Linked DNA regions of Homo sapiens: region 1 is linked to region 2. The links are chromatin loops, found by intact Hi-C in ENCODE. Cell type or tissue: ascending aorta. All regions are shown on one strand. Links, peaks and the distances in the headings refer to the core of each region. The heading gives the core; the rest is flanking DNA.

Region 1 (5,376 bases), core at 231-5,230, 68 kb after region 2:
GTTAAGTTCTGTCCCATACAGGACCACTGGAATTACTCTCATTATGCCGGGAAACTGACCGAGGCTGGCAGCTTCTCATCCTTCAAGTAAGCCTAACTGTTGCCAATGCAGAAGCAACCTTCCCTGAACAGCTATCTCAAGCTGGCCTCCCAGTTCTATCACAGCACCCTTTCAGTGCATTCTCACAGACCTGCGGATTCACTGATTATTTGCCATTTATTGTTTGGCTCTACTAGAATGGCAGGGACTGTATCCCTGGTGCCTCGTATGTACTGGGCACACAGTAAGCCTTCATATTTGTTAAAAGAACAAACAAAAAGAAGGACGAGCTAGAGGAAGAGGGGGAAGAATACCTCAAAAATTTCAAATCCAGCAATATCCAGGATTCCAATGAAAGATGCTCCCTGACGTTTGGTCCTATCCAGAGCTTTATTGATGCGATGAACGAGCCAGCGAAAGAGCCGCTCATAGGTAGCTTTTGCCAATGCTTCTACTGCAAAATCTGCCTGTAATTAAATCACAACAACCTTTTATTCTGGAAACAATCTCAACAAAGCATAAATAGCTGTTTTACGGAATTTAATGTTATACAGCACTCAAAAAACCTGAGATGGCATTCACTGCTTAATCATGTCTCAATTTTACACATCAATAGAAGGCAATATTAGAAGAATTAAATGAACACAGGGAATAACGAATTTGGGGGATGGGTAAAGACGCCTAATAAAAATAAGCTCCTCCCCATGCGCCTGGGTCCTGGGTAGCACTGTCCGCCTGGATTCAGCTCAGTTAAGCTGGTACTTTCTCTCTGCTGTACCACCCAGCACAAGGACAAGGCGGCAGGGGCCCTTGTGTTGGTCTGGTTCCCGAAGTATGCAGATTTGTCTACTGGATTATCTATCTACCTGGGGAAAACTAGAGATTATAATTTGACATTTACTTTTTTTAAAAAATCACCTTTAAAAAAATTTTTTTTTTTTTTGATACGGAGTCTCGTTCTGTTGCCTGGGCTGGAGTGCCGTGGTGCAATCTCAGCTCACTACAACCTCCGCCTCCTGGGTTCAAGCAATTCTCCCGTCTCAGCCTCTTGAGTAGCTGGGACTACAGGCGCATGCCATCACGCCCGGCTAATTTTTGTATTTTTAGTAGAGATGGGGTTTCACCATACTGGTCAGGCTGGTCTCAAACTCCTGACCTCAGGTGATCTGCCCACCTCAGCCTCCCAAAGTGCTGGGATTACAGGTGTGAGCCACCGGCCCCGGCCCCTTTTAAATTTTTTCGAAAACGAAAAAGTAAATATACTTAAAAAAAAAAAACTCATTTAGTACCTAAAAACACCCATGTAAGACAGTTTATATTGATTCAGTTTGTTACATGTCAATCAGAAGGCCAAATGGCCATGGCTTATCATTCAAACAAATCAGTAATAACAATGAACATGAAACCTACCTGTTCTTTGGTCTGGGCTTTTTGCACATAGTCTCGGCCGACCTTGATCCGGGGAGTCAGGATGGCCCGAGTAAACTCCATCACATTCATCCCAAGAAGATGGCAGAGCTTCTGCGCAACTGAAGTGTAAAAAGTCTCCTAAATCCTACATTTTTTACTTACAATCTACTCACAATATATTCAATAAACACTGGAAAAACCTTAGTAACAATTAAATTGTATTAAGAAATAAATAAAAGTCTTAAAATCAGACAAGTTTTAGGTCTAATGAAAAATACCTTCCATCTTTTCAAATTAATACACACTCATTTTTAGGCTACAAGAGATGGCTAGTCAGCATTTGACTGCCTTGCCTATTTATTCATTTTTTTAGAGGCAGGTTCTCACTATGTTGGCCAGGATGGAGTGTAGTGGCTATTCACAGGCATGATCTCACTACTGATCAGCACGGGAGTTTTGACCTGCTCCATTTTCAACTTGGGCTGGTTCACTCCTCCCTAGGCAACCTAGTGGTCCCCTACTGCTGGGAGGCTACCATATACTGATGCTGAACATAGTGTAGACAACCGACGGGCATAGCACGACAGCCTAGAACTCCTGGGCTCAAGCCATCCTCCTGCTTCAGCCTCCCGAGTAGCTGGGACTACATGGCCACTATGCCCAGCCTCCTTACCTTTACAAGAGTGACCTGATCCTCCTCTATTTATGGGTCATTAAAAAATTTCAAAGCCAAGCTATACTAATATATGCCTTACTCTGCATTTTAGATGGCTCCATTTTAAGTCTATTTAACCATGGAAAAGCCATACGGAGGATGGAGGCCCAACCGCCAATCAAACTACTTTGACTGAATGACAGATGAATGGTCCTGGAAATCAACAGCCCTAATAGGAGGTGCCACAGCTTGGCCAGAAAATGGTGACCAAGAAGCAGCAGGAGAGGCAGGCCCCTTAGAAGAGCCACACAGAATTAAATTGTTATCAAGCCTCAAATTGGTTATAAAAAACGATTATTTCAAGGGCAGATAATGTGACTTTATGTCAGCCTTCACCCGCCACAGTGGACTGCGGATGCCTCCATGAGGCAAGATAACTAACTTGTTAGAATAATCAAGCAGTCAAGGCAATATAGAGATTCCTCACTTTTTCTCTCCAGACCATCTGAAGCAAACTGATATATATATAATATATATGTATATTATATATACATATATTTAATAAATATATACTTTATATCCATATTATATTTATATATTTATATTAAATATATATTTAATAATATATTATATATATATATTTGGGTCACAAACTTTTGTTCCTGACCAATGCAAATTTAAAACCATTTTCGACATTTAAAAATGGGAATATTTCCTATTAAGATCTAGATTTCCATTTTTCTTTGAAAAGTCACTTATATTTGGCAATACTGGGCCTGTAATCCTGGCAAGGTGCACACTGGCTGGAACTCGGCAGCTGCACCACCCTCTCAGGTAAGTGTGTGACCTCCTGCGGCTGAGTTCTCCTCCCTCAATTCCCAAGGCCTCCTGCATGCTAAGGCAGAGACCACTGCTCCTTTTCATCCTACACCCTGTCCCCTGTCCTCATTTATAGAATCAGAGGAACCCTCGTGTAAATACACGATGTTGTCACTCTACTCAAGGGTCCCTTCAGAAATGCTTCAGAGGTGCTTTTACGCTTGCACTGTAACACCTTCTTAGAGAGCACAACAAGCCATCGAAACAGAAATAAAGTCAGTATTCATCAGTTTACCTGTATTTTCTGGCATGGAAGCTTGATCAGTATTTCTCTCCTTTTTGAAAGAAATATTTCCAAACTGTAGCACTGAAGATACTACTTTAAGCATTGCTTCATATTGATAAAAAGAAAAAAAAAATTAATATTGCCTCAAAATGTAGCGGAGACATATTCTCATTTATTTTGTGCTAAAAATTAGCTATACAAAACTTTTCAGTAAGACATGTCTTTTCAGGATTTCATACAATTCATTAGTTTCCCAGTCATTTTCTAGTTTAGGTGATTTACCCCAGATGTATAAGTCTTAGGAAAGTGAGTACCAGAATCTTAGAGAAATCACACATACACAGAATCTCTTCATGGGAGAAGCCCATTATGTGCATTGCTTCCATGGTCTCCTGGAAATTATCTTTGTCTTGCTGTCCCGGAATAGGAATATAGCCATTGGAGAGAAACCTGTAGTTATTAAATCCTTCAAGAAGCAAATCAGCTAAAAGGAAATATAATGGAAGAAAATTTGATAAATACTCATGAAGACAACTAAGCCATAACTGCATTCAAACTGTGCCAGTGTCACAGGAGAGCAGTGGTCACCATGCAACCCATTGCCAGCAAAATGTTTTTTTTCTTTATATATTCATGTAAATACACAAACATACATTTTTTTAATTATCTGTACCAACAAAGGAAAATGATGATGTTAACAACGCAAAAACCTTAACAGGAGTTTTGGGGATGGCAGTTTGTACAATATTCTGTTTGAAATTGGTTATCTGCGAAATGATGTCAATTGTCCAGATGACAAAACTCTATTGTTTTCAGATTTAAATATTTTAGCCCTCTTTTTTGAAGGAAAGCTTTTAAACTCATATTCTATATTCCTATCTTAGCAAGTAGTTTGCAGCAAACACTATGAAGTGAATATGAAAACTACCATGGACATAAGCTAAAGATACAGTGATGTGGACCAAGCACGTCCCGAGCCCAGCAAAGGCCCTGAAACACTTTCTCCAAGCCAGCTTGCTTGGTGGTTAAGTTGCCTTTAGAATGATGATGTGATGTGGCGCAGCAGACTATTGTAACAGGTACCCGCACTGACTACTGTACCGTAGGAGACATGAATTAAAGAGAACTTACTCTTTTGACAAATGCATTCTTGAGAGCCAAAGAATATTTCTCAGGAGTGCTCAAAATAGCAGGGCTATTTATCGTTATAACAGATATGCAAATATGCTCCCAGCTTTCTTTGTGACTGGCTCTCTTGCTCTCCTGCAGAGAATTTCTGCAGGTCACCCTGTCCCGTTATTCTTGTCTACATCACATTTAACTTCTACAGGGTACTGCCTGCTGCTTTCTTTTTCTATTTCTTTCAACACTTTGATCATTTTAAAGAATTTACTCGCTCTCCCTCTCCCTCTCCCTCTCTTTCCACGGTCTCCCTCTCATGCTGAGCCGAGGCTGGACTGTGCTGCTGCCATCTCGGCTCGCTGCAGCCTCCCTGCCTGATTCTCCTGACTCAGCCTGCCCAGTGCCTGCGATTGAAAGCTCGCGCCGCCACGCCTGACTGGTTTTGGTGGAGACGGGGTTTCGCTGTGTTGGCCAGGCCGGTCTCCAGCCCCTAACCGCAAGTGATCCGCCAGCCTCGGCCTCCCGAGGTGCCGGGATTGCAGACGGAGTCTCGTTCACTCAGTGCTCAATGGTGCCCAGGCTGGAGTGCAGTGGCGTGATCTCGGCTCGCTACAACCTCCACCTCCCAGCCGCCTGCCTTGGCCTCCCAAAGTGCCGAGATTGCAGCCTCTGCCCGGCCGCCACCCCGTCTGGGAAGTGAGGAGCGTCTCTGCCTGGCCGCCCATCATCTGGGATGTGAGGAGCCCCTCTGCCTGGCTGCCCAGTCTGGAAAGTGAGGAGCGTCTCCACCCGGCTGCCATCCCACCTAGGAAGTGAGGAACACCTCTTCCCGGCCGCCATCACATCTAGGAAGTGAGGAGCGTCTCTGCCCGGCCGCCCATCTTCTGAGATGTGGGGAGCGCCTCTGCCCCGCCGCCCCGTCTGGGATGTGAGGAGCACCTCTGCCCGGCCCCGACCCCGTCTGGGAGGTGAGGAGCATCTCTGCCCGGCCGCCCCGTCTGAGAAGTGAGGAGCCCCTCCGCCCGGCAGCCGCCCCGTCTGAGAA
Region 2 (5,376 bases), core at 91-5,090:
ATCCATCCACCTTTCTGGCCAGTGTCTGCAGTGTGAAGTCTCACCAGGCAGAGGGCAGGGAGCGGGAGGGAGGGTATAGCTGCCCACGCTGCAATCAGGGCAGGCCTGACCCACAGTTCAAAGTCCTGCGGAACATTCCCTGTGTACTTAGAAAAGGGGGCCTGGATGCAGACGCTGAAGCTCACTCGGGTGCAGCGTGCAGTACCTTTGTCTTCCCTTCACTTTCTATTCAGTATCTCCTGTGCCCACCCTACACCCAGCCAGTATCTCATGACTGCCAGCAATATCCAGAAACTATACTAGGCATTAGGGAGATAACAGGGAGCAAAACAGGCAGAAATCCCTGTACTCACGAAGCACACATTCTAGTGGAGGAAGCAGGAGCTTTACAGTTCAGTCCAGGCCTCACTGAACTTGCTTCCTGACCTGCTCTCCCCGCCCTCCTGTGTCTCGGGTACTGGGAGTGCCCACCAGGAACATGGAACAGCCCACGTTAGCTGAAACATCAGAATCGGGAGGGCCCTGAATTCCACTGGTCAGTTGTGCCACCAGCTCATTCTCCACCAGTTCCTTTGCTCACGCGCTTCCCAGGGAGGCACTTCCTCGCGTACCTGCTCTTTATACTGGTCCGCGTGTCGACGCTCATCCTCAACCTGCATGAAGATTTCTTTCAGCTTCTTCTCAGTGCGACGGACTAATTTGTTGGCGGCTGCTCGTTCCCTGTGAAAGTGGTCACAGTAGTTTTGAAATTCTTGAAATGGTATTTTGTGTGGGAAAAAATATTTTTTAAAGCCCCTTTTCTTTGGGAAGATGACACATGGTGGAGGCATTATGGACCTCTCTGTCCAGAATTCATGACTAATGTGCTGAAACCTTTCCTTCTGGTCAAAATCAGAATTGCCTTTAATGTATTCCTCAATAGTGACAGGTAGAATAAGTGCATTATTCCTGCACGTGTAGGTGTTAATTACTGTACACAGGTATTCATCATTGTACTCAGTTATCTTACTTTGTTTGTTTTTGAGATGCAGTCTTGCTCTGTCGCCCAGGCTGGGGTGCAGTGGCGCCATCTCTGCTCGCTGCAACCTCCGCCTCCTGGGTTCAAGCAATTCTCCTGCCTCAGCCTCCTGAGTAGCTGGGATTACAAGGCATGCACCACCACGCTGGGCTAATTTGTGTATTTTTAGCAGAGACGGGGTTTTACTACGTTGGCCAGGCTGGTCTCGAACTCCTCACCTCAGGTGATCTGCCCGCCCTGGCCTCCCAAAGTGCTGGGATTACAGCCGTGAGCCAGCGCACCCGGCCTGTACACAGTGATCTAAAGAGCAAATGTTACATACAATCTACCTGTCAGTTATACTGAACATAGACTTTTGAAGACACCATCCTTAGTTTAATCACCTAAACTTTTAGCCTGAGAAACAACCCAATTTATTAAGTGATTGTTTCACTTGATAATTTACTAATTACCTATTGTGATGTAGAGGGCTTTGGCAGCTCACATTGAAAAAAAACCCAAAAACAAACCCCCTACACTCCCTCTTTGGTTAGAGGTGAAACAAATCCATGTTTCCAGATGCATCTACGTCGTCCCATATGAAGGAGAGGTAACTTATTTGGAGGACTCCATGGAAGACAGAAAAAGTTATTTTGTTGCTTAACAAATATTATGCAAAAGTAGATAGAGACAGTCAGCTGAAAGGGTGTTTATGTTAATTCCAACTAGAAACAAACCCTTAATTGTTTGCTTCAGCCCACTGGAGTCCAAAGAATGGAGTGGGAAGTCCTGGCACGAGAGGCTGGGGAGGATGCAGGGTTCTGGCCGCGAGCCCTGCATTTCTGGGCTCCAAGCTCCCCAGCAAGAGGGTGAATCTGAAGGTCTGCCCTGGCTCTGGGCGCTATGACCTAATAGCTTTGTAATATGCCTGCCAGCAGCTGTACTGTACAATTTCTCATCAATTTCAGAATGCTTTAATACAACAATATGAAAGCTGTTAAGCAATCCCTTCTATGGGGAGAAGAAAGGCTCTGATTTGTGTCATACTGCATTTGTTCTCTGGCAGCAAATTAGCATTTCATGGGCTGCCACACGCTTGGGAAATCGACTTTGGGTAGGAGATGCAAACTCAGGGTGCCTAGGAAATCACGGGGCGCCGTCCTAAAGCCCAGCCTTCCCTGACTGTTCACGGATGCCGTCTGTCCTCCCAGGCTCTGAATGCTCACAGCTCTTCTCTCACAGCTCACACCAACTTCTGTGTCCCACTCTGGTTATATGTGTTCTCTGCCCACGTGGTGGGGAGCCCCCCCGAAAGGGGCATGCCTGTTTTGTCTCTGACTGAGCCTAGTTGGTAAGTTTTGGTTTACGGTAGCAAAAACCTCTTACTTGGCTTCCTGCTCAAGCTGCTCCTCCAGCTGCCCAATCTTGGCCTCCAGGGCTGAGATGGTGGCCTTGAACTTAGACTTGACAGCACCCTCGAGTTCCTGCAGCTTGGCCTTCAGCTCCTTGTTCTGCCGCTCCAGTTGCTGGCGTGCATTGTCACTCTTCTGGGCGGCGCTGCGCTCGGCTGCTAGCTCGGCGTTCAGTGTGTCCACCTAGAGAGGAGAGAGGAGTTTAGTCACTTGTGCCTGAGGGGTGGCACAGCCCTCCCTGGGTGACGGGCTCCTGCATGGGCCACCTGTAGAGTGGTCTTGCGGAAGCGGTCGTTGAGCAGCTCCATGTTGCTCTGCTCCTCTTCCAGCTCCTCCTCCAGCTGTGCGATCCGAGCTTCCAGACGCCGCTTCTCATCCAGCAGCGCGGACCTGGCGGGGAGAGGAGGAGGGGACGGTTCAATCCCAGCTCAGCACAGCACAGGAGCCTCAGGGAAGGCTCCTCCACCCACCCTGTTGCTGGAAACCTGAGCAGCCATCCTGAATTTTCTCTTTCCCCTGCACTCATCCCCAAATCCATCAGTAGGTCCCACTGATGACACTTCCAAACACCCTCCCCCGCTGCCACCACCCAGATGCAGGCCTGTCATCTCTCACCTGGACTGCTGGGTGGCCTCCCGCTGCCCTGCCTGCCTCTCTCCAGCTGTTCTCCACAGACAACAGCCAGAGTCGCTTTCAAAACGCAAGCACGACCCCAGCCTCCCCACCGCTGAAACTCTTCAGTGGTTTCCAATGCACTGAGAATCAAATTCTAACTACTCATGATGGCATGCTCAAAAAGGCGCATGATGGACGTTCAGTTCAGTAATGACTTTTAACGAAAAAATGAATTCAGAGAAAGGTCCTATCTGAGGAACCTGCTTGCCAAAGCTAGCTGGAAAGTGAAGGCCTGCAGTGCCCGTTGGCGCACCCCACGGCTCCCCCCTGCGGTGTGCAGGGCTCAGCAGGACTGGCACGGGTGCAGTGCCCGTTAGTGCACACCACGGCTCCCACCTGCGGTGTGCAGGGCTCGGCAGGACTGGCACGGGGTACCATGGCTGAGGCAGCCCAGGCCCAGCGAGGGAGGAGCAAACCACCCGCTGATGCCAGGTGTGTGGACACCTCCAGCCTTCTCAGCAGTGCGCGTGCCTGAGGGCGAAGAACCCACCCCCGGCCGTGGGAGACTCACTTGCCAGAGGCGCTGTTGGTGATCTCGTCCGCCAGCTCATCTCTCTCCTGCTCGGCGTGTCGGCGGGCTCGCTCAGATGAGGCAAGTTCCTAAGCAGTGGAGACTGCGTTAAGCTCTGGCTGTGAATAGTTTCCTCACCTGTGGAATCTGACAGTGCCTGGAGCTACAGCGACCTTGCTCCTGTCACTGTTTACCTGCACCTCAAGCTGTCATTTAGATTTGAGAAATTAAACTGTCAAGAAAATCTGCTCGGTGCAGGCCAGCCAGGTGGTGTGTGGTGTCAGCATCTGACACAGATGTCCAGAGGAAAGTCTTCATTGCCATAAGGGCTTTGCTGTCACCTCCAACGTAAGAGGTGGCTATGTTCCTGCCCTTCTTGGAAAGCTGGTGCTTCTTAATATAAACTGAGCATGAACTTTATATAAACCCTGAACCCTAAGAAACATGAGCTATACCAACTGATGGCCCTGAAGTATCTTTCACATAAACAGTTTGAGATCAAGGACGCTGGCTGCACAGACCAGTGCGGATCCAGGCAGCTGTGCCGCAACAAGGATCAATGCTCCCATGGAGAGGAGGCAGGTGGGGGCCTCCGCAGGGGCTCAAGTGTTTGCAGAGCTGGGCCTCTAAGGTGGGCAAGGCCTCTTTCTTGAAGGGGACTGTGGCTCCACAGGGGGCTCTCAGAGGACTGGACAATGGGGACAGCCCTGTGCCTGCCAGCCCACGGGAGGAACTGCCTGATGGCTGCTTTTCCACAAACTTCTTTGGAAGGATGATTTGCCATGGAAAGGAGTCAAGGGTGCATTTATCTTATAAATGAGGAAACTGAGGCCCACCTGGATGAAGATACTGGCCCAAAGTCCCAAGGTTAGTCAGCAGCAAAAAGTCAGGGTTCCTACTCCCTGTCCAGGGCTCTTCCCACCAGCTGCCCCTTCCAAAAGATGCCACATTTGGCAAGAGCACACCTTGAAGGTGTCTTAGGAGCAGGGCTGCACGGGAGCTCCTCTGTCTGCTCCAGCACGTGCACCTGCCTTACATGAGTGTAGGCTGAAGGTCCTCTGACAGGCCTGGGTTCTAGCACATCCTGGCACACAGGGCAGGGTGGGAGTCAGGAAGGAAAGAGAGGCAGCTGACGGAATGTTCCAGGCCTGATCCCAGGGCCACTGACTCCAGACAGCTCTACCATCTGGCCTCTGGTGTTTTGTCTTCTTGGGCCTATGAAACACTCACTGTCCACTGGCTTGGGGGTGGGGCTCTAGGCAGACTGAGGGACCCACGGGAGAAAGGAAGGGACCCCGGGGCCTCTAAGCCAGATGAACGGAGGTGTTTGAGGGAAGGAAAAGTGTCAGAAATAGGGGGAAGGGCAGGGCCAGCTTTCCAGCTCAGTCTCTTCTCCCTAATGCAGTGTGAGTCAGGCCTTGCCTGAGAGTCTGAAAGAAACACTTTCAGAAAAAACAGTGTGGTACAGAGAATGCCTCTTGGACACTTGGGTAATGGCCCAGGAGCGCTCTCTAGGAGGCAGGCTCCAACAGCCACATCGCCTTTGGGGAAATGAGCATTTGGGGATCTCACCAATCAACTCCATGATGGATACATAGAGCTTACACATCTACTTCATTGATGAACATGCATCATTTTTAAGTACCCACGGAACACTTATAAAAACTAACGTGTTCTAGGTCCCAGAGCTCTTTCTCAGCATTCTCTGACCACAATGTGATAAAACTAGAAATCAACTTAAAAAACAAGCAAATGCCATACATTTGGAAATTTAAACCGCA

What was found. A loop is a pair of places that touch in the nucleus more often than their neighbours do. Peaks named below come from ENCODE experiments on the same cell type or tissue, not always from the same donor. Only the 100,000 strongest peaks of a DNase experiment are listed, where the experiment ranks them.
Region 1: it touches region 2 in a loop (2.0-fold over the local background); 1 of 110 quality-filtered maps calls a loop at or near these places.

The regions. Positions count from the first base shown.
Region 1 is chr17:8,545,095-8,550,470 of GRCh38, forward strand. MYH10 (myosin heavy chain 10) reads right to left here. Exons shown (of 43, transcript NM_001256012.3): 10 at 3,550-3,693; 11 at 3,219-3,314; 12 at 1,450-1,568; 13 at 354-506. Among named protein-coding and RNA genes, the nearest start is that of MYH10, 83 kb to the right of the region's middle. In ascending aorta, for the core only: no CTCF peak of the experiment used is centred there; no DNase peak of the experiment used is centred there; H3K27ac peaks cover 4,655 bases.
Region 2 is chr17:8,477,727-8,483,102 of GRCh38, forward strand. It overlaps MYH10 (myosin heavy chain 10), which reads right to left. Exons shown (of 43, transcript NM_001256012.3): 38 at 3,596-3,684; 39 at 2,676-2,799; 40 at 2,384-2,592; 41 at 612-720. LOC107987245 (a long non-coding RNA gene) reads left to right here and starts at 3,684. Exons shown (of 2, transcript XR_001752780.3): 1 at 3,684-4,462. In ascending aorta, for the core only: no CTCF peak of the experiment used is centred there; DNase peaks (open chromatin) are centred at 1,893, 2,085, 2,511 and 4,815; H3K27ac peaks cover 4,673 bases.